Regions from separate parts of the Homo sapiens genome. Here regions 1 and 3 are each linked to region 2. A link is an interaction called in ENCODE POLR2A ChIA-PET data of the cell type or tissue named here. Cell type or tissue: Caco-2. All regions are shown on one strand. Links, peaks and the distances in the headings refer to the core of each region. The heading gives the core; the rest is flanking DNA.

Region 1 (11,136 bases), core at 2,574-7,573, 54 kb after region 2:
TGAAAGGCTCACACATCATACTTAAGAGTTATAAATCAAGCGGAAAAACTGCTAGGCAAATACATTCTGTCCATACTTTTCTTTTTTTAATTTTTATTTTAGAGACAGGGTCTTGTTATGTTGTCCAGGCTGGATTCAAACTCCTAGGCTCAAGCAATCTTCCCACCTCGGCCTCCACCTGAGTAGCTGGGACTAGAGGCAGGCACCCAGCTCCTGTTTCATATCTTTCATTTTTTCTTTTTCTTTTCCTTTTTTTTTTTAATTTGAGACAGGGTCTCGCTTTTGTCATTGGGGCCAGAGTGCAGTGGTACAATTTCAGCCCACTGCAGCCTCTGCCTCCCAGGCTCAAGCAATCCTCCCTCTTCAGCCTCCCAAGTAGCTGGGACTACAGGTGCACGCCACCACGCCCGGCTAACTTTCGTATTTATTGTAGAGTTGAGGTTTCACCATGTTGCCCAGACTGTATTCAAATTCTTGGGTTCAAGCCATCCTCCCGCCTCGGCTTCCTGTGGCTCTGGGATTAGAGGTGTGAACCACGGCACTGGTCCGTGGTTGATTTCAAGGTGCCAAGATGACATCACTGGACTTGGATATGGGGAGAGAACGCAGCCGCACAGCACACTGTCATTTGGCATTTCCATCCTACAGGGTACCAGGGACGGAAATAACCCGGAGAATGCAGACCCTAGTCAAATAATTAGACAGTGATGAATTTTGAGTTTGTATTACCTTTGTATGTTTATTTCATTCCATTTTTAACAATGGCTGGCCAGGCGCGGTGGCTTATGCCTGTAATCCCAGCACTTTGGGAGGCTGAGGTGGGCAGATCACGAGGTCAAGAGATCGAGACCATCCTGGCCAACATGGTGAAACCCCGCCTCTACTAAAAATACAAAAATTAGCCAGGCATGGTGGTGCGCACCTGTAGTCCCAGCTACTCAGGAGGCTGAGGCAGGAGAATCACTTGAACCAGGGAGGCAGAGGTTGCAGTGAGCCGAGATCGCACCACTGCACTCCAGCCTGGCGACAGAGCGAGACTCCATCATAAAATAGAAAATAAAATAAAATAAAATAAATAAAATAAAATAAACAGTGGCTGAGTTTAACAACCTTCTCGCAATATTTCTTGAAAATGTGCTAATCAGCTCTCTGGAGCTGCTGGGAGCAGTTCCAGGACACAGCACAGAGCTGTTCCCTCCAGCAAAGGAGCCCATGTCCATGTCCACGTCCACTCATGGACAAGGTGACGTGCCTCAGCCTCACCAAGGGGCCCGGTGTGGCCAGCAAAGGCCCCACGTGGGTCAATTTCCACCGAGCGGCCAGATACCCCGGGCATTTTATTGATCCTATTGACCACGGCAAATGGCCGCTGGACACCAATTCAGTGCCAGCCCCGGCTCAGGGACTGCCACACGTGGTCCATGTAACTCAGAGTTATCCTGTGCCATGGTTACCCCACGTTACAGCTGAGGCCACTGAGGCTCGGTAAGACAAAGGCTTAAAGTCTTAGGTCACACGGTTAGGAGGCGGTAAGACTCAGACTAGAAACTCTTCTTCTGTCCTGACTAGGGGAGAAGGGCAAGGTGGGGGAAAGGACACCTGTCCCCAAGGAGCCACCCCTGAGGCCCAGCCTCCAGGGACACTGATAAGGAGCTGAAGAGTCCCAGGTGGGGAGGAGTAATCCTCTCTTTTTCCCTGTCTCCCTGTCTTTCTCCCCCTCCACTTCTCTCTCCCTTTCTCTCCTGTCTCCCTCTGTCTCTCCCTCTCTCTCACATCCCCTCTCTCTTTTCCTGTCTCTCCCTCCCTCTCTCTCCCTCCCCGCCATCTACCTCTTTTTTTGTTTTTTTGAGACAGAGTCTTGTTTTGTCACCCAGGCCGGAGTACAATGGCGTGATCTCAGCTCACCCCAACCTCCGCCTCCCAGGTTCAAGCGATTCTCCTGCCTCAGCCTCCTGAGTAGCTGGGATTACAGGCACGCGCCACCACGCCTGACTAGTTTTTGTATTTTTAGTAGAGATGGGGTTTCACCATATTGGTCAGGCTGGTCTCGAACTCCTGACCTCAGGTGATCCGCCTACCTCAGCCTCCCAAAGTGCTGGGATCACGGGCGCGAGCCAACGCACCCAGCCCCCGCCGCCCCTTTTTATCTCTCTGTCTCTGAAATACCCCAGTCAAGGATCCCACCCTGTGTATGGCCCACTGTGTGACCAGCTGCTTGGCAGGTCCTGGGCCGCTGCTCCCAGGGACAGGTGCCTGGCATAGGCGGGGAGGCACTCTCTCTCGATTTACTTTTCTACAGCATACATTTCTGGATTGGTGAAATATTATCTTTGTCTTTAGAGGGAACAATAAAGCTATTTTCAGCTTGGGAACAAATGAGTGCAATGGTAAATAAATCCCCAAGGCCGGTGCTGGGCAGGCCGGCGCTGTCGTCACGGTGGAGGCTGCCAGCCTTCCTTCCCGGGAAGGGCTTGGTCTCAGGGTGCGGGCACAGAAAGGATGTGTGGAGCCCAGGAGCAGAGGGGCGGGAGGGGAAAGGAGACAGGGAGCATCCTGGAGCCACGAGGCTGGACAGACCCGCAGGTTTTACGGATCCAGACACTGAGGCCCAGAGAGGGTGAGCGCCCTGCCCCAGGACACACAGCCTGCAGGTGCCTGGTCCCACTTCCTGGAGCTCTGCCGGGCACCACGGCTCCAGGGAGTGCTCCAGTGTTTTCTCAGCACTTGGGAACAGATGGCTCCAACTCTCACCCACGGACGCCAAACATTTTCCCTGGTTACCCTGCTAATTTGCTCACAGCCTCCTCTTGTAAATAGAGAGTACAAAGGCTTCTCCGAGTAGTGTGTATGCCGGGCAGACGCTGATGCCACGGGGAGAGGCCTTAGAAGGAGCACAGGAAAGTCCCAGGTAAGAACCAGGTAAGGCCAGGATCCTCGGCTGACCTGGGGGTCTTGGGAAGGACAGTGGCTCGGGGCCCAGGCAGACCTGGGTTCAGGTCTTGGCTCTGTGCTCCCTTGGAGCCCGGCTGGGAACCTTGCACTGGCCTCAGGCCCTCTGGCATCAGTTTTCTCATCTGTGAAATGGGCACGTTAATGCCAAAGGCATAAAACAGGAGCTATTATGTAGGCGCTCAGGGACTGGATGAATCTGTGGGAATCTAGCCATCCTTCCTGCCTTCATCTGGGGTCAACAGGGTGGGGGCTGCACCCTGGGCAGCATCCCTGCCTCTCCGTCCCCAACAGTAGTCCCTTCACCCAGCCCTTTTGACAAAATTCTTTCAACAACACTTATCAGGCCCTCCTCGGTACCCAGCCCTGTCACGAGGCCCAGAGAGGAGCTGATTCAAGCTTCCACACTGGGTGGCCTTGGGCAGCTGCCTTCACCTCTCTGGGCCTCATTCCCTTGAGCCTCCCACAGAGGTCACAGGGAGGATTCGATGAGACGATGTGTGCTCAGGGTGCTCAGAGTCACTCCTACCATGCAGCAGTCAGGGAAGGCTTCCTGGAGGAGGCAACACTAGTCCTTACCCCTTACAGATGCATGGGCATGATTGGGTGTGGCTGGTGCTTCCAGTGGGGGGTTGGGTGGGGAGGCACCTCATGGGCTCGAGCAGGGCCTGGGGTGCCCAGCTGCATGGAGGGGTTTGGAGCTGGCTGGAAAGGGGACTCCAGGCCGACCTCGGGTCCCTTGGGCCTCCCTCCCCTGTAACCTCGTTCACAGCAGCCCAGCTGGTAATGAAGTGCTCCTTCCAGCCGACAGCTCCTGGAGCTGGGCCAGGAGGCTCCTCCTGTCCTGGGCCTGCCTCCAGCTGCGGCCCGCAGTCCCAGAAAGACTTTACCGCACCTCTCCGGCCTGGGGTGTCCTGGGGGATGAAGCTCCAGGAGGCCACCTATGGCTTGGGGCCCCAGTCCCAGAAGCCTGGCCTGGGGCGCACCTCTCTGGTCTTCAGGAAGAGGGGCCTGGAATGAGAGTGGGGGCGTCCAGTGGGGCAGCTTAACCGGGCAGGGCTGACGGGACCGCGGCCTGGGGAGGGACCAGAATCTGCCTGGCCTCACTGTGTGACTTGGGTGAGCTCCTCTACCTCTCTGAGCCTGGGCTTCCCATCTGTCTGGGATGTCTCCCCTCCTGTAGTCACTGTGAGGTTCTGAGCAGAGGACACTCTTGGCCCAGAGCCTGGCGCGTAGCTGGTGGGTGAGCGCCAGCCCCTCCCTGTTCCTGCAGAGCCCTGCCGTTCAGCGCACACAGGCTGCCTTGCCCTCTCCAGAGAGGATCATGGGGCTTAATTTGTTGATTGAATTTGCTTGTTTGGCCCAGATGGTTGGGTCTCATTTTCTTTCTTCTTTCTTTTTTTCTTTCTTTTTTTTTGGAGCCGGAGTCTTGCTCCATCACCTGGGCTGAAGTGCAGTGGCACGATCTCGGCTCACTGCAACCTCTGCCTCCTGTGTACAAGCGATTGTCCTGCCTCAGCCTCCCGAGTACCTGGGATTACAGGCGCGCACCACCATGCCTGGCTAATTTTTGTATTTTTGGTAGGGACGGGGTTTCGCCACATTGGCCAGGCTGGTCTCAAACTCCCGACCTCAGGTGATCCACCCACCTCGGCCTCCCAAAGTCCTGAGATTACAGGCGTGAGCCACCACACCTGGCCGTGGGTCTCGTTTTCTCTTGCAAGTTTGACTCCATGGTGCCTGAATGCAGGGGAAGCAGGCGGTGTCACGTCCCGGCAAAGGCAGACATGGGGCTGACGCGGAACGGCCCAGGGACTCTGATCCTGGGGCTCAGCGAGTTTGCAAGGGGTGTTTCTGTCCACGGTCAGGCTTGCCAGCCTTGGTCCCTAGGCCCACCATAAGGTGGCCCAGTCCTGCCCCTGTCTTGGAATTGCTGAGAGCAGAAATGCAGTAATGTGTCACCATGATGATGGCTGGTGTCATGCGATCAGACCCACCATTCCTCAGTGGGACCCCCGCCTCACCACTCACCAGCTGGCTCCCTGGTCTGCAAAAGGTGGTTCGCTGGTACCCAGGTCCCTGTGCGAATGAGAGGAGCTGACGTCTATGAAAGCCACTCCCTGCACCCGGGGAGACTGAGGAGGTGGGAGGCTCTCGTCCCCCGAAAGCCCAGCCGGCCAGCCCCCTCTCCCTCTGCCTCCGCAGGGAACCGTGTCCCAAGCAGGGCCCTTCACCCCATCTCTGTCTGATCTCCACTGCGTGTACGGATTGACGGGAAAGATTCTAATGGGCTTTAAGTTAATAAGCTGGGAACGAATTAAGTTTGATCTCTGCCAGAAGCAGATGGCACAGCTGCCCGGCCTGGAACAGCCCGGCTGGAGCAGTGGCAGGCGGCAAGGGCTGGGTGGGGGTTTGCCCCACTGGGCTCTCTTTATTTTTCTCTCCTTCCCCCAACTTTTTTTTTTTTTTTTTTTTTTGAGACGGAGTCTTGCTCTGTCACTCAAGCTGGAGTAAAGAGGTATGATCTCGGCTCACAGCAACCTCTGCCTCCCGGGTTCAAGTGACTCTCCTGCCTCATGCTTCCAAGTAGCTGGGATTACAGGCACCCGCCACCACACCCTGCTGATTTTTGTATTTTTAGTAGAGGCAGGGTTTCACCATATGGGCTAGACTGGTCTCGAACTCCCGACCTCAGGTGATCCACCTGCCTTGGCCTCCCAAAGTGCTGGGATTACAGGCTGAGCCACTGTGCCCGGCCTCTCCTCCCCCCAAACATTTTATTATGTTTTATTTTAAAGAGATGGGGTCTCGCTTTGTCTCCCAGGCTGGTGTGCAGTGGTGGGATCACAGCTTACTGCAGCCTCCGCCTCATGGGCTCAAGCAATCCCCTCACCTCAGCTGCCTGAGTAGCTGGGACTACAGGAGTGGACCACCATGCCCAGATAATTTTTAAAATTTTTTTAGAGATAAGGGTGTCAGTATGTTGCCCAGGCTGGTCTCGAACTCCTGGCCTCAAGCAATCCTCCTACCTCACCTTACTATGAAATTTTTAAACATAAAAAACAGTGGAAGCTGAGCATGGTGGCTCACACCTATAATCCTAGCATTTTGGGAAGCTGAGGCGGGAGGATCGCTTGGGGCCAGGAGTTTAAGACTAGTCTAGACTACATAGCAAGAACCCCATCTCTATTTTTAAAAAAAGGGCCCGGTGCAGTGGCTCGCACCTGTAATCCCAGCGCTTTGGGAGGCCAAGGTGGGTGGAACACCTGAGAACAGGAGTTCGAGACCAGCTTGGCCAACATGGCAAAACCCCGTCTCTACTAAAAATACAAAAATTAGTCAGATGTTGTGGCACGCACCTATAATCACAGCTATTCAGGAGGCTGAGGAAGGAGAATCTCTTGAACCCAGGAGGCGGAGGTTGCAGTAAACCGAGATCGCACCACTGCACTCCAGCCTGGGTGACAGAGCAAGACTCCATCTAAAAAAAAAAAAAGAAGAACAAGAAGGCCAGGAGGTGGCAGCTCACCCTCCTGTAATCCCAGCACTTTGGGAGGCAGAGGCTGAGGTGTGAGGTTCACTTGAGGCCAGGAGTTTGAGACCAGCCAGGGCAACACAGTGAGACCTCATCTCTATTTTTTAAAAAGTGGAAAGAATTACACAGTGAAAACTCACGTGCTCACTGCCCGCATTCTGCTCTCTGCCTTTTCTGATCCCTACCTATCCATCTATGTAGCTCCCTATCCACCTGCCAATTCCAAATTTTCACGCATTTCAAAGTCAGTGGCAGACATTAGGGCACTTGGCCCTTAAACATGCATATCGTTAGCTAGAGGTCAAAATGTGGTATGGGCTTTGTTTAGTTTTGTTTTTAGGCACAGCTGATAAACAGTGAAATCTATAAACTTCTTTCTTTCTTTCTTTCTTTTTTTTTTGAGACGGAGTCTCACTCTGTCTCCCAGGCTGGAGTGCAATGGTAAGATCTCAGCTCAGTGCAACCTCCGCCTCCCAGGTTCAAGCAATTCTCCTGCCTCAGCCTCCCAAGCAGCTGGGATCACAGGCATGCACCACCACGCCCAGCTAATTTTTGTATTTTTAGTAGAGACGGGGTTTCACCGTGTTGCCCAGGCTGGTCTCAAACTCCTGAGCTCAAAGTGATCCGCCCTCCTTGGCCTCCCAAAGTGCTGGGATTGCAGGCGTGAGCCACTGCGCCCAGCAGGAAAGTAGAAATTCTTTAACCAATTTCCCCATGCCCTTTCCATTGTTCTATTTAGATTTCTTTCTTTCTGATAACAGCTTTTCTGCTTATTTATAGTTTACCAGAAAATCATTTTACCCAGTTTTTTCCTTTTTTGTTTTTTTTTTTTTGTTTTTGGCACACAGCGGAAGGTATCTTTTGTGTTTCCCTTTGCTGTTTCTGTATCCCCTAACGCTGTCATGCTGCCAGCTTTCCATATTATTCTAAATCTTCCTAACCGCATAGCCTGGTGGTGACTTCAGATTTCTCTGCAGGGTTACATATTATTTCACTGATTTCTCTGGGTTTTTCAAATATAACAATCATGTCATCTGTTCCCCATGGCGGGTAACGTAAATCGGGGACTCGTCTTGGCCAAGGGGACTATTTGCAGTGTTTGGCTCTTATGACGAACGTCTTTGTATATAAAAACTTTTCTGCATTTAGAAATATTTCCTCAGGCCAGATTTTTCTGGACCAAAAGGTAAGCATGTCTTTTAAGCCAGTTTATGTTCCAAAAGGGTTGGTCCCATTTTCAGTCCCACCAGCAACCCAGCAATGGGGAGATCTGGAAAAAAAAAAAAAAGAAAAAGAAAAGCCTTGTGGCGGGCGCGGTGGCTCATGCCTGTAATCCCAGCACTTTGGGAGGCCAAGGCAGGCAGATCACCTGAGGTCAGGAGTTTGAGACCAGTGGTGAAACCCTGTCTCTACTAAAAATACAAAAATTAACTAGGCGTGGTGGTGGGTGCCTGTAATCCCAGCTACGTGGGAGGCTGAGGCAGGAGAATCGCTTGAACTGGGGAGGCAGAGATTGCAGTGAGCTAAGATCGCACCACTGCACTCCAGCCTGGGTGACAGAGCGAGACTCTGTCTCAAAAAAAAAAGCATTGCTCCAAGGATTCCAACCCCTCACCATGGCCAACAAGACCCCCCTTGGCTGTTTCCCTTCTCCAACCTCACCTCCCTTCTCCCCGCTGTCCCTGTTCCCACAACAGTGGCCCTCCTGTTCTTGAATTAAATGAGCTGTTTCCAGACTCAGCACTTTGCATTGGCTGTTCCCTGTGCTGGGAACACCCTTCCCACTAACATTTCCATCATTCAAATCTCTCAGTTCAGATATCGCTTTCTCAGACCACCTGGATACCAAAGCCCAGCCCTGTCCCCTAGTCACGTGCTGGTGCCTGCTCCACCCCCATCTAGTCTTCCAAGCATTTGATGCTTCCGAAATTACTGTACCTGTTTATTGCCAGCACCCACCAGTTAAGTGCAACTCCAGGGGAGCAGGGACCCCTTGATGCGTCCCCTGCCTCTAGAAAATGTCTCACATGCACCTAATAATGTTTTTATTATTGATTTACTTATTTATTTTTAGAGACAGGGCTTTGCTCTATTGTCCAGGCTGGGGGGCAGTGGCACAATGATAGCTCACTGCAGCCTCCACCTCCCAGGCTAACACAATCCTCCCGCCTCAGCCTCCCGAGTAGCTGGGATTACAGGCACACACCACCATGCCCAGCTTATTTTCGCTTTTTTTTTTTTTTTTTTTTTTCTTGGTAGAGATAGAGTCTCTATGTTGCCCAGGCTGGTCTCAAACTCCTGGGCTCAAGCCATCCTCTCGCCTTGGCCTCTCAAAGTGCTGGGATTATAGGCGTGAGCCGCTGCACCTGGCCCACCAAATAATTCTTATCTGGAAACCCCACCCCCACATCCAGGACAAGGCAGGGATCCCCGTTGAAAGCTCTAGGCTTATGGGAAGCACTGGAGCTTGTGAACTTTATTTTTATTTTATTTTATTTTATTTTTTCCAGATGGAGTTTTGCTCTTGTCACCCAGGTTGGAGTGCAGTGGAGCCATCTCGACTCACTGCAACCTCTGCCTCCTGGGTTCAATCAATTCTCCCGCCTCAGCCTCCTGGGTAGCTGGGATTACAGGCGCCCACCACCACGCCCAGCTAATTTTTGTATATTTAGTAGAGACGGGGTTTCACCACGTTGGCCAGGCTGGTCTCGGGCTCCTGACCTCAGGTGATCCGCCCACCTTGGCCTCCCAATGTGCTGGGATTATAGGTGTGAGCCACTGCGCCCAGCCGTCATGAACTTTAAGATTAACTAGTTGGAGCAATGGACTGGGCCCCCCTGCAGCAGCACCCCCAACCTCCGCCCAGACAGCAGCAGAGGAAGGAGAGGGGTGTCCCGCCCTAAGAGTGCGTCAGCAGCCCCCGCCACCAGGTGATTCCATTCACCTGGGAGAAAACGGAGGCTCCCAGGTGAATGGAGTCACCTCACTCAACACTTCCTTATTCAGCTCCCAATGCAGTCTGCCCTTCAAGCAAATATTTGGCTCCTGCTGTATGCCAGCCCCTGTATGCCTCACTGCGCACTGAGGATCCAAAGAGAACGAAAGCAGGTCTCTACTTTCAGGGGGCTCCCAGTCCTTTAGAAGGGATGGGCAAGGCCTGGAGCAAAGGTGCTGACCCCATTGGTGGCGGGGCAGAAGAAACCGTGGGGGCTCCCTGGAGCGCTGACAACGGAGATGTTGCTTAAGGGGGAGAAGGAGCTGATCTGGTGGAAAGTGAAGGAAGGGCCTCAGGTAGGAGCCTGGTGGGGGCCTGGGCAGGCGCCTGTATCCATCCCACCTGGTGGCTCAGACCCGGAGGGTCTCTCCTGATTCCCATAGACAGGCCCCCACAGAGACCCAGGACAGGTGTGATTCCCACCTGGTTCCTGATTTCACCTCGAGGCTGGACCCTTCTCCCAGCCAGTAACACTCCCAGTCCCCCAGGGCTGGCTGATGTCCTATACCTGGGTCCCCTGGGCTCTGCTCAGTCTGTCCTAGAGCCAGGCTACAGGTGAGTAGAGGGAGAATAGGGCGGGGTCATGATTCCATTCACCTGGGAGAAAAACGGAGGCTCCCAGGCAAAGGGAGTCATGGGAAGCAACCTAGCCAGTTCTGATCCCAAGCTGGGAGGAGAAAGGGAGCGGGTCGAGGTAGGAACCAAGTGAGGGCAGGGCATGACTGAGGGTCGGCCACAGCCCCCACTCCTGGCTGGACTTGCTCTCCGCCCCTTCTCCAGCAGGTGAACTCCTACCCGTCCTTCGAAACTTTCAATCTGGTCACCCAGTGGCCTCGTGACTGAACCTACCCACCCACTGGCGGCGTTGCTGGCCTCCCAGGCGAGTGGATCTGTTGAGGGGGAGCAGCCTGGGCACCAAGGCTGAGGGGTGGGCAGCGGGGGTGGTGGGCTGGGTCAGCCGCAGGTCACCCGGCCCTCCCGGGGCCACCATGCCGCACCCTGGTGTGTTGGGGATCCTGATTTCAGCCTCAGCCTGGGCCTGGCGCCTGCACAGCCCAGCTGGATGGAAGGGTGGGGGGAGGGAGAAAGGAAGAAAGGAGATGGGAGCAGAGGGGAGGAGGGGGAAGATGGGGGAGAGGGGAGGGAAGAGGAAGGGGAAGGAGAGGGAGGGAGGAGGGGGAGAAAAGAGGAGGATGGAGGAGGAGTGGGGATGGTAGAAGGGAGGAGGGAGGGAAGACAGAGGGAGGACTGAGTAGGAGAATGGGGAAAGCGGAGGAGGGAGGGAGAGGGAGGAGGGGAGAGACAGGAAGGGAGGAAGAGTGAGGAGGAGAAAGGGAGGAGGGTGGAGGGGAGGGGAGAAGGGAGGAGAGCAGGAGGAGGGTAATGGAGGACTTTGGAGGAGGGGAGGGGTGGGAGGAGGGAAGGGGAGGGAAGAGAAAGGGGGAGGAGTGGGAGGGAGGAGGAGAGAAAGGGAAGGGGAAGAGAGGAGGAGTGGGGAGAATGGAGAGGAAGGGGAGAGGAGAGAGAAGAGGTGGGAGGTGGAGGAAGAGGGAGGGGAAGAGGAGGAATGGGGAGGAGGGAGAGAGGAGGTAGAAGGGGAGGGAGGAGGAGGGAGAGGGGGAAGAGAGGAGGAGGAATGGGGAGGAGGAAGAAGGGG
Region 2 (5,000 bases), core at 1-5,000:
TTTACCATAATTTATGTAAACAGTTCCTTGGTGTTCTACACTTAGGTCATCTGCTGCTTTTTGCTTTTTTTTTTTTTTTGAAACGGAGTCTTGTTCTGTCCCCCAGGCTGGAGTGCAGTGTGGTATGATCTCAGCTCACCACAACCTCTGCCTCCCAGGTTCAAGCAGTTCTCCTGCCGCAGCCTCCTGAGTAGCTGAGATTACAAGCGCGCGCCACCACACCCAGCTAATTTTTGTATTTTGAGTAGATGGGGTTTAACCACGTTGGCCAGGCTGGTCGTGAACTCCTGACCTCGTGATCCACCCGCCTTGGCCTCCCAAAGTGCTGGGATTACAGGAGTGAGCCACCACGCCCAGCCACTTTTTACTATTTACAAACACAGAGATAGTGCAGTGGCATGATCATGGCTCACTGCAGCTTCCACTCCTGGGACAACAGGAACGAATCATCAGGCTTAGCTGATTTTTTTGTTTTTTGTAGAGGTGGGGTCTTGTTATGTTGCCCAGGCTGGTCTTGAACTCCTGGACTCTAGTGTTTCTCCTGTCTTGGCCTCCCCAAGTGCTGGGATTACAGGCATGAGTTACTGCATTCAGCTTAGATAGTCTTTTCTTTCTTTCTTTCTTTCTTTTTTTTGAGACAGAGTCTCTCTGTAGCCCAAGCTGGAGTGCAATGGCGCGATCTCAGCTCACTGCAGCCTCCACCTCTGGGGCTCAAGCGATTCTCGTGCCTCAGCCTCCCAACTAGCTGGGACTACAGGTGCGTGCCACCACACCCACCTAATTTTTTTTTTTTTTTTTTTTTGAGACGGAGTCTTGCTGTGTCACCCAGGCTCAAGTGCAGTGGTATGATCTCGGCTCACTGCAACCTCCGCCTCCTGGGTTCAAGCGATTCTCCTGCCTCAGCCTCCTGAGTAGCTGGGATTACAGGCATGCGCCACCATGCCCAGCTAATTTTGTATTTTTAGTAGAGACGGGGTTTCACCATGTTGGCCAGGCTGGTCTGGAACTCCTCACCTCAGGTGACCACTCACCTCGGGCTCCCAAAGCTTGGGATTACAGGCGTGAGTCACCGCACCTGGCCCACACCCAGCTAATTCTTTTGTATTTTAGTAGAGATGGGGGTTTCACCATGTTGCCCAGGGTGGTCTCGAACTCCTCACCTCAGGAGATCTGCCCACCTTGACCTTCCATCAGCCTAGATATTCTTAACAGTTTTTATATTTAACAGTTTGAACCTCCTAAAATTTGTATAGTAGGAGGGTGAATGTTGAATAATTCTTCCTGCCCTGCAAATTTGGAATGCTACCCATTTTAAGGCCTTTCTTTCCATCAGTCTATTTCTTTTTGTGCTAATTTAATACCGTTATATCACTTGATAGTATTCTTTTAATATTAAAGCATTCAAAGTCCTGCTCGTTATTTTCTTGGCGCTTCTCTGTTTATTCCCCCAGATGTTCATGTCTGTCTCATCATCCACAGATCTGATATTAACTTGGGGGAAGTTGGCATCTTCAAGACACTTCCCATTAAAGCAGGCACATGCCGAGCTCCCTTGTATTCCTAGTTCTTTGTCTTAGTAAGATTTTCTTCATGTGCATCTTACCATTTGGTGAGTTGGGATTGACTCCTTATAAGGTAGTTGAGATTTCCAGCTAATCGGCTCTCTGGATCCGTAACTGAATTTAAAGTGGCAGGAAAGACCTTGGTGGGGTCCGAAGCCTCGTCAGACCACAAGGTCTTGCCCGTGTACCACACACAAATCCAGGCTTTTATTTTTTTTTTTTTTCCCCCCCCGAGATGGAGTCTTGCTCCAGAGCTGGAGTGCAGTGGTGCAGTCTCGGCTCACTGCAACCTCCACCTCCTGGGTTCAAGCGATTCTTCTGCCTCAGCCTCCCGAGTAGTTGGGATTACAGGCATGCGCCACCACACCCAGCTAATTTTGTATTTTTAGTAGAGACACAGTTTCTCCATGTTGGTCAGGCTGGTCTCAAACTCCTGACCTCTGATGATCTGCCCGCCTCGGCCTCCCAAAGTTCTGGGATTACAGGCGTGAGCCACCACGCCCGGCCCAGGCTTTTATTTTTAATAGTTTAAACTTCAGATGACTCAGAACAATAGAATGATATGCCACTTTTGCCCTGAAGACTGTTAGTGTTGAGAGTAAGTAGTCATTTAAAATAGGTTTAAAGAGAAGATTGAACATTAAGTCAACAATAGAACAGGGGAGTGTTTTTCTATGCTCGTGGCAAAAAGTGTGGAGATGATGTTCAAGGGGGGCCCTGGGGGACCCCAGACTCCTTGGTGGCCCAGGGCAGAGCTGTCCTGGAGATAGCCGTGTGGCGCATTTGCAGTCTGCTGTGAAAGATGGGAAATTCCTGTTTTAACTCAGCTCAAATTCTTCTTTTCTCTTTTCCTTCCACAGGGGACCGTGATTAGGGTATTTTCCATTCCAGAAGGACAAAAACTCTTTGAGTTTCGGAGAGGAGTAAAGAGGTAAAGTACGTGAATGTCCAGAATGGATTCTGGAGGTTGTATTTGGATTTCAGTTTTATGTTATCTATGAACAAACAAGTAGAACCCCCAGGAGAATTCCACACGAGCATTTCTAGCCCGGCTGGGTCACCGGGTAAGATCTGGGCGTCGGTCTTGTCATGGGAATTGAAGAGCACTTTCAGAAAAGCAAATTGGGTTTTTGTTTGCGATCCCACCAGCTAGCGTGAGAGTTGTGAAGAGCTCACGCAACCAGGTGGGCCCTCCAGTGCCCGGCAGCTCCCAGCCTGCTGTAAGGGACGGGGCGGCGACGTCATGGGTAGCACACCCTCCCCTTTAAAGGCCACGCTCTGAGAACCTGTTCCAGCTCTCCAGCTCCGCCTCCACCCTCAGCAAATGGCATTGGCCCCTTCTTTTAACCCAGAAGCCGCAGCCTGGAGTTCTCTTGTCTTCCTCCCTCCAGGCTGCAAAGCTTCCCTCATCGGTGCTTACATGCCTCCTGTGGCGCCTGCTTTGGAGGCAGGACTGTCCCTCCCTCGTCGGACAGTAGAGCGGGGGAGGCCTCGGGCTCTGGAGCCCGTGCCTCAGATTGGAGCCCTAGGGAGCACTTTCAGTCGCATGGCCGTGGTCGGCGGGACCCCACCTCAGGTCTGTGGCTCCACGTCTCGGATCAGTACCTCCCTCCCTGAAGGTGGCTGTTGAAAGAGGAGGGGCTGTCTTTCGGGGACTCTCCCGCCATCTGGTCCCCTTTCCTCATGGGATCCCCACAGGTGCAGCAGGTGCACCTCAGTATCCCCAAACGTCACCGCTCCTCCAGCTCCTGCCTCCTCGTGTCCCTTGGTCTTCTTCCTTACACCACATCTTTCTGGAGTTTTCCTGTGTTGCTGCTTCTGCCCAGTTCCCCTCCTGTGCCTGTTTCTGCCCTGGAGCCGCTCTTCACCCAACCCCCTTCCTCACCCCCGTGGCCTGTGTGTGTGCTGATCCCGGGGCTGGACGTGTAGCCTGGCTTCCTTCTTGAGGTGCCCGTATTCCTCCTGCCTGCTGGGCACTGGGCACCTCAAGCCACCAGGCCAGTTTGCCCCTGGCCCCTCGTCCCTCACACTCCCCATCTTGGTAAATAGCGCCACTTGCCACCCCCGCCAGCACCCTGGCACCCAAGCCAGAGGGACTCGGCCCTGCATCCTTCCGCCTGAATGGTGCCTCCAGGGAGCTCCCACCTGTGGGCCCGCCCTGTGCCTCTCCCGCCACGCCACCTGATCCAGGCTTTGCCTGGTTTCTGCTGTTGCCCTGGATTCCTGTCAGGCCGTTCTTCAGACTCTCACCCAGGCTGTTTGAAAAATGTAAATATAATCCAATCACACCCCACCTGACATCTCCCACCACACCTCTGTCCTGCAGGATTAGCCCCAGGCCCCTGCCTTGGTTCAGCAGGCCTCCCGGCACCAGCCCTTCCGCCCAGCCTGATTCTGTTTCACTGTCCCTGTCCTGGCTCCAGCAGTACCGCACTTTCAGATCCTCAGAAGAGCCGATCTCTTTTATCCACCAGGGTCTTGCGTGAGCTGGCAGATCTGGTGGCCTGGCCGGCTTCTGTAACCCTGGGAGTCCAAGTCGAGTGTCGCCCTCGAGGAGGCCTTTTTTTGATCCTTGGGTTAAATCCCTTTCTCCATGCGTCTCTAGTGCCTTCCACGTATTTTTCTCACATTCCTTTGCCTGTGGCAAATGGAATATTTGGGTGACCGCCCAAGGGGTTCACCTTGCCCGCTGCCTAGGCAGAGCCGATTCATCAAGATGGGAATTGCAGTAGAGAAAGTAATTCATGCAGAGCTGGCCATGCGGGAGGCTGGAGTTTTACTACTACTCAAATCAGTCTGTCTGAGCATTCAGGGAGCAGAGTTTTTAAGGATAACTTGGGTGGGGAGAAGCCAGTGAGCCAGGAGGGCTGACTGGTCAGAGATGAAATGTTAGGGAGTCGGAGCTGTCTTCTTGCACTCAGTGAGTTCCTGGCTGGGGGCCACAAGATCAGATGAGCCAGTTCATTGATCTGTGTGGGGCCGCCGGATCCATCAAGTGCAGGGTCTGCAAAATACCATAAGCAAACTTTCTCCCAAAGTTAATTCAGCCTATGCCCGGGGAGGAACAAGGACGGCTTGGAGATGACAAGCAAGATGGAGTCAGCAAAGCTAGATCTCGTTCACCGTCTCAGTCATAATTTTGCAAAGGCGGTTTCGTTTGCACCTCCCTGACCCCACCCCCATCGCTGGATGCTGCATTAAGGCGAGAACATTCCTAATTCATACACATGGTCAACACTGACTCCAGGAAAACCCCTTGCTATTACGGACAGGGCTAAAAGTATCTTGTATTTCTAGGGTTATGAAGAAATTCACATGAATTTAGTGGCTTTGGGATGCCGATTGATTTTTAAGACACACTGGAGCCACTTTCCCTGTTGAAAGTTTTGCTCTGTCTTTTTTTTTTTTTAAATAATTGAGACAGAGTCTCACTCTGTC
Region 3 (9,883 bases), core at 1,815-6,814, 73 kb before region 2:
TGGCTCTGTCACCCAGGCTGGAGTGCAGCTGCACGATCAGAGCTCACTGCAGGCTCCAACTCCTGGGCTCAAGTGATCCTCCCCCATCAGCTTCCCCAGTAGCTGAAACTGCAGGCCCGCACCACCATGCTGGCTAATTTTTTTATTTCTTATTTTGTAAAGATAGGGTCTCCCTATGTTGCCCAGGCTAGACTTTAACTCCTGGGCTCAATGAATCCTCCTGCTGGGATTACAGGCGTGAGCCACAGTGCCTGGCTAAAAACTTTATTTTTATATTAAGGCCTATCCTTCAGTCCTCATGATAGTCCCCAAAATAGATGTCATTACTTTCATTTCATAGGCGAGGAATCAGAGGTAGCCCATCTCAATATTTACCTTGGAGGAACCCCTGCATAAAAATGATGTCTGGGACCCGGGCGTGGTGGCTTGCTCGTGTAATCCCAGCTACTTGGGAGGCTGAGGCGGGAGGCTCAGTTGAGGTCAGAAGTCAAGGCTGCAGTGAGCCAGGATTGCACTGCTGCACTCCAGCCTGGGAAACAGTGAGACCTCCATCTCTTTTTTTAAAAAAATTTTATCTGTAGGCCAGGCACAGTGGCTCACGCCTGTAATCCCAGCACTTTGGGAAGCCAAGGCAAGTGGATCACTTGAGGTCAGGAGTTTGAGGCCAACATGGCTAAGTCTCGTCTCTTCTAAAAATACAAAAATTAGCCGGGCGTGGTGGCACCTGTAATCCTATCTACTCAGGAGGCTGAGACAGGAGAATTGCTTGAACCCGGGAGTGGAGGTTGCAGTGAGTAGAGATCGTACTATTGCATTCCAGCCTGGGCGACAGAACACGAGCCCATCTCAAAAAAAAAAAAAGGCCGGGTGCGGTGGCTTACATCTGTAATCCCAGTACTTTGGGAGGCTGAGGCAGGCAGATCACGAGGTCTGGAGTTCGAGACCAGCCTAGCCAATGTGGTGAAACCCTGTCTCTACTAAAAATACAAAAATTAGCCGGATGCAGTGGCGAGTGTCTGTAATCCCAGCTACTCGGGAGGCTGAGGCAGAAGAATCACTTGAATCCAGGAGGCGAAGGTTGCAGTGAGCCAAGATCACACCATTGCACTGCAGCCTGAATGAAAGAGCGAGACTCCATCACCAAATAACTTAAAAAATAAATTTATCCAAAACTTACAAAGTGAGAGTAAAAGAAGTTTAATAAAGTTTAAAATGATGCTTTTTGTATGCTTGACCATTTCTACCTTTGAAGTTAGTAATGTTTAAAACTTTGAGATATCCTAGTTTATTTAACTTAGTAAATTAGAATTCCTGTTTTACAATGTTAATGGAATTGTCTGTAGAGTTCAAACAAGCATAATATTTGTCTAAAATTGATATTCCTTATGGTTTCATATATCATGGAGGGGGACACTGAATGTCTCCATGTGATTTTATTTGAAAATTATCCAATGATTTCAGTTTTTAATATGTTTAAACAGTAAGCTTCATATCAATCTATTTTGAATTACTGGACACAGCCACTGAGACTTTTTAAAATTTACTCTTAGATCCGGCCTATGGTTTGTTGTTTTGAGCCAGGGTTTCACTCTGTTGCCCGGGCTGGAGGGCAGTGGCATGATCACGGCTCACTGCAGCCTCAACCTCCCCAGGCTCAGGTGATCCGCCCACCTCAGCCTCCTGAGTAGCTGGAACTACAGGCATATGCCACCATGCCCAGCTAATCATGCTCTTTTTGAGTGGGAGAAAAACAATCCTTTTATTTTATAACATGGGATCGCTTGTTGGTTTTTTTGTTTGTTTGTTTTTCTGAGACAGCTTGGAATGCAGTAGTGCGATCTGCAGCCTCGACCTCCAAGGCTCAAGAAATCCTCTCACCTCAGCCTCCTGAGGAGCTTGGGCCACAGGCACATGCTGCCATGCCCAGCTAATTCTGTTAATTTTTGTAGAGATGTGGTCTATGTTGCCCAAGCTAGTCTTGAATTCCTGAGCTCAAGGGATCCTCCCATCTTAGCCTCCCCAAGTGCTGGGATTAAAGGCATAAGACGCCACACCCAGCCGCCCAGCTGGCTTTTCCTTTTGTTTCTACAAAAATATTTTGTCTCTTTGTAAAAGGTTTTGTATCTGGTTTCCTGGATCAAGTTTGGACATCAGTAATTGGAGTCCTTTGCACATTCAACTACATAGATTTCTAACTTGTGGTAGATTCTACCTGTGGTTTCTACCGTGTGGTTCTAGAGAGAATTATCAACACTAGGCCGGGCGCAGTGGCTCATGCCTGTAATCCCAGCACTTTAGGAGGCCGAGGCAGGCAGATCACGAGGACAGGAGTTCGAGATCATCATGGCTAACATGGTGAAACCCTGGCTCTACTAAAAATACACAAAATTAGCCAGGTGTGATGGTGTAGGCCTGTAATCCCAGCTGCTCAGGAGGCTGAGGCAGGAGAATTGCGTGAACCCAGCAGACAAAGGTTGCAGGGAGCCGAGATAGCACCATTGCACTCCAGCCCTGAGCCCACAGTGTGTGACTCCATCTCAAAAAAACAAAACAAAACAAAAAGAAAACAAATAAACAGTAGAAATCATCTCCATAAAAATGATTCATTTACAAATCTTGTGGGTGGAGACTCTTTTCAGAATAATCCTTTTGGGGCCAGGCACAGTGGCTCACACCTGTAAACCCAGCACTTTGGAAGGCCAAGGTGGGTGGATCACCTGAGGTCAGGAGTTTCAGACCAGCCTGACCAACATTGCGAAACCCCGTCTCTACTAAAAATACAAAAATTAGCCAGCAGCTCACGCCTGTAATCCTAGCACTTTGGGAGGCCAAGATGGGCGGATCACCTGAGGTCGGGAGTTTGAGACCAGCCTGACCAACAGGGCAAAACCCCGTCTCTACTAAATATACAAAAAAAATTAACCACGTGTGGTGGCGCATGCCTGTAATCCCAGCTACTCGGGAGGCTGAGGCAGGAGAATCATTTGAACCCAGGAGGCGGAGGTTGCAGTGAGCCAAGATTGCACCACTGCACTCCAGCCTGAGCAACAAGAACGAAACTTCATCTCAAAAATAAAAATAAAAAAATAAAAACATTAGCTGGGCGTGGTGGTGGGCCCTGTAATCCCAGCTACTCAGGAGGCTGAGTCAGGAGAATTGTTTGAAAGAGAATCACTTGAATCCAGGAGGCAGAGGTTGCAGTAAGCCGAGATTTCGCCACAGCACTCCAGCCTGGGCGACAGAGCAAGACTCTGTCTCAAAAAAAAAAAAAAAAAAAAAAAAATTATATATATGCATATAAAAGAATAATCCTTTTGGGGTTTTACGTCATTTGTTCCTTTCTTCCTCTTTAGGTCATTTTGGTTATACATATTTTCTTCCAGATTGTCCTTTAATCAGGACATGTTTTTAACTCAGATATTTGTTATGCCTATTACTTTTTCAAGATTTCTCTACAAATTTGTATTTTAGATCAGTGGGGAAAAAATACACTATGTAGACCCTCAAACACCATGGGTTTGAACTTCGAAGGTCCACTTATATGCAGGTTTTTTTTTCTTCAACCAAACACAAATAGAAAATACAGTATTTGAGGGATGTGAAACTCAAATAAATACAAGCCCAACTTTTCATATACACAGTTCCGCAAGGCCAACTGTGGGATTTGAGTATGGCAGATTTGGGTATGAGGGTGATATGGTTTGGGTCTGTGTCCCCGCCCAAATTTCATGTTAAATTATAATCCCCGGCTGGCCGCGCTGGCTCACACCTGTAATCCCAGCACTTTGGGAGGCCGAGGCAGGTGGATCACCTGAGGTCAGGAGTTCGAGACCACCCTGGCCAACATGATGAAACTCCGTCTCTACTAAAAAAACAAAGATTAGCCGGACATGGTGGTACATGCCTGTAATCCAAGCTACTTGGGAGGCTGAGGCAGGAGAACTGCTTGAAGCCGGGAGGCAGAGGCTGCAGTGAGCTGAGATTGCACCACTGCACTCCAGCCTGGGCAACAAAGCAAGACTCCATCTCAGGAAAAAAAAAAAAAAAAAAAATTATAATCCCCAGTGTTGGAGGTGGGTCTGGTGGGAGGCGATTGGATCATGGGGGTAGGTTTCCCCTTTCGTGCTGTACTCGTGAGAGTGAGTGACTTATCATGAGAGCTGGTTGTTTAAAAGTGTGCAGCACCTCCCGTCTTTCTCTCTCTTCCTCCTGCTCTGGCCATGTAAGACATTCCTGCTTCCCCTTTGCCTTCCGCCATGACTGTCAGTTTCCTGAGGCCTCCCCAGCCACGCTTCCTGTACAGGCTGCAGAACTGTGAGTCAATTAGACCTCTTTTCTTTATAAATTACCCAGTCTCAGGTAGTTCTTCATAGCAGTATGAGAATGAACTAATACAAAGGGGTTGTGTCCTGGAACCAATCCCCTCCAAATATGAAGGGCTGACTTTATTTTATTATGGTACAAAGGCTAGTACAGTGGCTCCCACCTGTAATCCCAGCACTTTGGGAGGCCAAGGTAGGAGGATCGCGTGAACCTGGGAGCTTGAGGCTGCAGTGAGCTATGATCACACCACTGCACTCCAACCTGACCAGCAGAGCGAGACCCTGTCTCAAAAAAAAAAAAAGTAATAATAGGCTGGGGGAGGGGGCTCATGCCTGTAATCCCAGCACTTTGAGAGGCCAAGGCGGGCGGACCACAAGGTCAGGAGTTCAAGACCAGCCTGGCCAACATGGTGAAACCCTGTCTCTACTAAAATACAAAAATTAGCTGGGTGTGGTGGCAGGCATCTGTAATCCCAGCTACTAGGAAAGCTGAGGCAGGAGAATTGCTTGAACCCAGGAGGCAGAGTTTGCAGTAAGGAGAGACAGCGCCACTGCACTCTAGCTTGGGCAACAAATTGAGACTCCCTCTCAAAAAAAAAAAAAAGAAAAGAAAAAGTAATAATAAATGGTTGAAAATGTTTTCCTTCCCAATAAATTCATGGTTGCTATGAAACAGTAGCAAAAAAAATTAAATTCCTATATCTATTTTTAGAGAGTTTTCCAATAATTTCTCTTTTATATTGATTAGTGTCACCAGAGATTTGTCTATCACTTGTTTATTTTTCCAAAGATAAAATCTTTATTATTTTTCCTATCTTCCCTAGTAAGAGAGAAAATAAAACTCTTACAGCTATCATCTTCTAATATCAAGATAACATGAAAACTCCTGTAAAATGAATGGGAAGGGGAATATTCCAACTCTAATTACAAAATGAGAGCTAAGAACGTATGCAACTATATTATTTAGGACATGGATAAAACTGCTGTAATAGAGCTCCCAAAATAAAAGTGCTCTAAAAATTACTGATAAAGCCGAACGTGGTGGCTCATATCTGTAATCCCAGCATTTTGGAAGGCTGAGGTGGGTGGATCACTTGAGGCCAGGAGTTCAAGACCAGCCTGGGCAACATGGTGAAACCCTGTCTCTACTAAAAAATACAAAAATTTGTCGGAAGTAGTGGCTCATGCCTGTAATCCAGCACTTTGGGAGGCCGAGGCAGGTGGATCCTGAGGTCAAGAGATCAAGACCACCCTGGCCAACACGGTGAAACCCCGTCTCTACTAAAAATGCAAAAATTAGCTGGGTGTGGTGGTGCGCACCTGTAGTCCCAGCTATTCAGGAGGCTGAGACAGGAGAATCGCTTGAACCCAGGAGGCAGAGGTTGCAGTGAGCCAAGATCACACCACTGCACTCCAGCCTGGCAAGAGAGCAAGACTCTGTCTCCAAAAAAAAAAAAAAAAAAATTTGCCAGGTGTGGTGGTGCACACCTGTCTGTAGTGCTAGCTACTTGGGAGGCTGAGGCAGAAGGATTGCTCGAACTCAGAAGGTGGAAGTTGCAGTGAGCCAAGATCATGCCACTAATCCACAGCCTGGGCAACAGAGTGAGACTATCTCAAAAAAAAAAAAAAATCACCAATGATTATTTCTCATTAAAAAAATCCATGTGACTCCGAAGGAGTCAGAAAACTAGACTCCTAAATGAGTGCTCTAGCTGGGCTTGGTGGTTCACACCTGTAATTCCAGCACTTTGGGAGCCTACGGTGGGAGGATCGATTGAGCCCAGTTCAAGACCAGCCTGGGCAACATGGCAAGACATCATCTCTAAAAAACTTTTTTTTTCTCACGCCTGTAATCCCAGCACTTTGGGAGGCCAAGACGGGTGGATCACGAGGTCAGGAGATCGAGACAATCCTGGCTAACACGGTGAAACCCCGTCTCTACTAAAAATACAAAAAATTAGCCGGGTGTGTTGGCAGGCGCCTGTAGTCCCAGCTACTCGGGACAATGGCGTGAATCCAAGAGGCGGAGCTTGCAGTGAGCCAAGATCGCGCCCCTGCACTCCAGCCTGGGCGACAGAGCAAGACTCCATCTCAAACACAAACAAACAAACAAAAACACCCTTAGGTAATGATCACCAATGACTGCTGACATCTTTTTGAAAAAAAAAAAATAAGAAAACCAGACATCCTGTCCATCTATATGGCTGTACACGACATCACCTATGAGTAATCCTGGGGAAAAAAAAAAAAAAAAAACTTGAGTCTAAGCCTCTTGATCTAATCAACAAATTACAGGACATAAAAGGGCAGCAGAAAAATATGTCAAATGACACCACAATGAGACAATCTGCAAAATCCAGGCTGTAAGAAATTCTACACTTTTTTCTACAAATAAAATGCCAACAGAGAGAGGGACGGAGGAAAGGAAGAGAGGGAGAAGGAATCTATGGATCACAAGAGAATCAAGGAACATATCACTAGTGATATATGGATCCTATTATCTAAACAAGAGCTCACTGAGCTTTCCAATTCATGTGCTTCCTCTTGTTAACCGCACTGGCTCATTCCGGGTCTTCTGTGCCATCCTGCTTCCAGGTCTCCACTGGGAAAAAATAGCAACAGGAAAAATGGCATTTTATCAGGGCCATGTACTGGGAAGATGCTTAACACTGTCTCCATGGTTTGATATTTTATATATATAATATATAATGAATATATATAACATAAAAATATATATTTGTATGTAAAATATAAAAATATGGATATATAAAATATAAATATAAAATAGGCCAGGCATGGTGGCTCACGCCTGTAATCTCAGCACTTTGGAAGGCCAAGGTGGGTGGATCACCTGAGGTCAGGAGTTTGAGACCAGCCTGGCCAACATGGTGAAACCTCGTCTCTACTAAAAATAGAAAAATTACCTAGGTGTGGTGGCAGGTGCCTATAATCCCAGCTACTCTGGAGGCTGAGGCAGGAGACTCGCTTGACCCGGGAGGTGGAGGCTGCAGCGAGCTGAGATCATACCATTGCGCTCCAGCCTGGGTGACAGAGTAAGACTCTGTCTCAGAAAAAAATATATATAATTATATATATGTAATATAAAATGTTATTTATATGTAATATATTGCATAAATATATTTTATATGTAATATAAATATATTTTTATGTAATATAAAAATACATAAATGCAAAACTATTTATATATAAATTACAATATATTTTATATAATATGGTTTGTATTATATATTATATACTATATATTATATAAATATGTCTTTATAAAGATTTTTATATCATATAGTTCATATTATAAATATATAGTTTATATTATATATAATATGTAACAGATGATATCTTTTTTTTTTTTTGAGACAGAGCGTTGCTCTGTCACCCAGGCTGGAGTGCAGTGGCTCGATCTTGGCTCACTGCAAGCTCCGCCTCCCGGGTTCATGCCATTGTCCTGCCTCAGCCTCCCGAGTAGCTGGGACTACAGGCACCCGCCACCACGCCTGGCTAATTTTTTGTATTTTTAGTAGAGACGGGGTTTCATCATGTAAGCCAGGATGGTCTTGATCTCCTGACCTTGTGATCCACCCACCTCGGCCTCCCAAAGTGCTGGGATTACAGGCATGAGCCACTGCACCCGGTGACTTTTTTTTTTTTTTTTTTTTTTTTTTGAGACAGTCTCGCTCTGTCACCCAAGCTGGAGTGCACTGGGGCAATCTGGGCTCACTGCAGCCTCTGCCTCCCAGGTTCAAGTGATCTCCCCACCTCAGCCTCCCAAGTAGGTAGGATTACAGACATGTGTCACCATGCCTGGCTGATTTTTTGTTTTGTTTCTTTGAGACAGAGTCTCGCTCTGTCACCCAGGCTGGAGTGCAGTGGCCCAATCTTGGCTCATTGCAACCTCTGCCTCCCAGGTTCTGGTGATTTTCCTGCCTCAGCCTCCCAAATAGCTGGGACTACAGTCACATGCCACCATACCCAGCTGATTTTTGTAATTTTAGTAGACATGAGGTTTCACCATGTTGGCCAGGATGGTCTCAATCTCTTGACCTGGTGATCTGCCCACCTCGACCTCCCAAGGTACTGGGATTACAGGTGTGAGCCACCGTGCCTGGCCCTTTTTTAATATTTTTAATAGAGAAGGGGTTTCACCATGTTGGCCAGGCTGGTCTTGAACTTCTAACCTCGAGTGATCTGTGTCCTTCAGCCTCCCAAAGTGCTGGGATTATAGGCATGAGCCGTCACACTGGGCCTATAATACATATTATATATTATATATAAATAATATATTTTTATATTACAATGTTTTCCTTTTCAGAGGCAGGGTCTCACTCTGTTGCTGAGGCTGGAGTGCAGTGGTGTGGTCAAAGCTCACTGCAGCCTCAACTTTCTGGACTCAAGAGATCCTTCCACCCCAGCCTACCAAGTATCTGGGACTACAGGCGCACACCACCATGCCTGGCTAATTTTTGTATCTTTTGTAGAGGCAAGGTTTCACTCTGTTGCCCAGGCTGGTCTTGCATTCCGGGCTTCAAGCGATCCTCCTGCCTCAGACTCCCAAAGTGCTAGGACTGCGGGTGTGAGCCACCAAGATCAATTTCTTCATTCCCCCAAAAATAGAAGCCATGGAGGCTCCTGACTGCCTGGTGGCTGCCAATGATTTTTCACCAACAGACCCCTGCCCCTTTTTTTTTTTTTTTTTTTTAACATCATAAGGCAGCCTCCTGTCTCCTCTGCAGAGCACCTGTTTCACCTTTGTATACAGGACACCTCCAGTGAACTTTGACTCCTCATGGTAGCCCTGAGAGCAACTAACCCTGTTCTGCACCTGGGGAAACTGTAGCCCAGATTGTTTAGCCAACGTTCAGTAAGTTAGTGACCAGGTAGTGTATTAGTCTGTTCTCGCACTGCTATAAAGAAATACCTGGCCAGGCGCGGTGGCTCACACCTGTAATCCCAGCACTCTGGGAGGCCGAGGCAGGCGAATCACCAGGCCAGGAGATCAAGACCATCCTGACTAACACGGTGAAACCCTGTCTCTACTAAAAATACAAAAAACTAGCCAGGTGTGGTGGTGGGCGCTTGTAGTCCCAGCTACTCGGGAGGCTGAGGCAGGAGAATGGCGTGAACCCGGGAGGCGGAGTTTGCAGTGAGCCGAGATCGTCCACTGCACTCCAGCCTGGGTGACAGAGCGAGACTCCGTCTCAAAAAAAAAAAAAAATCAAAACAAAACAAAAACAAACAAAACAAAACAGAAATACCTGAAGGCCAGGCACAGTGGTTCACGCCTGTAATCCCAACACTTTGGGAGGCCAAGGCGGGTAGATCATGAGGTCAGGAGATGGAGACCATCCTGGCTAACACAGTGAAACCCCATCTCTACTAAAAATACAAAAAATTAGCCGGGCGTGGTGGTGGGCGCCTATAGTCCCAGCTACTCAGGAGGCTGAGGCAGGAGAATGGCATGAACCCGGGGGGCAGAGCTTGCACTGAGCTGAGATTGCGCCACTGCACTCCAGCCTGGGTGACAGAGCGAGACTCCGTCCCAGAAA

Evidence for each region. Peaks named below come from ENCODE experiments on the same cell type or tissue, not always from the same donor. Only the 100,000 strongest peaks of a DNase experiment are listed, where the experiment ranks them.
Region 1: POLR2A ChIA-PET joins it to region 2 with 9 read pairs; 2 of 35 experiments call an interaction of 5 or more read pairs at or near these places.
Region 3: POLR2A ChIA-PET joins it to region 2 with 5 read pairs; 3 of 35 experiments call an interaction of 5 or more read pairs at or near these places.

What each region holds. Positions count from the first base shown.
Region 1 is chr7:5,271,573-5,282,708 of GRCh38, forward strand. No RefSeq gene overlaps it. Among named protein-coding and RNA genes, the nearest start is that of SLC29A4, 5.8 kb to the right of the region's middle. In Caco-2, for the core only: no CTCF peak of the experiment used is centred there; no DNase peak of the experiment used is centred there.
Region 2 is chr7:5,220,180-5,225,179 of GRCh38, forward strand. WIPI2 (WD repeat domain, phosphoinositide interacting 2) reads left to right here. Exons shown (of 13, transcript NM_015610.4): 8 at 2,423-2,493. Among named protein-coding and RNA genes, the nearest start is that of WIPI2, 32 kb to the left of the region's middle. RefSeq lists an enhancer at 2,624-3,373. In Caco-2, for the core only: no CTCF peak of the experiment used is centred there; a DNase peak (open chromatin) is centred at 2,742; H3K4me3 peaks cover 193 bases.
Region 3 is chr7:5,145,299-5,155,181 of GRCh38, forward strand. No RefSeq gene overlaps it. Among named protein-coding and RNA genes, the nearest start is that of WIPI2, 40 kb to the right of the region's middle. In Caco-2, for the core only: no CTCF peak of the experiment used is centred there; no DNase peak of the experiment used is centred there.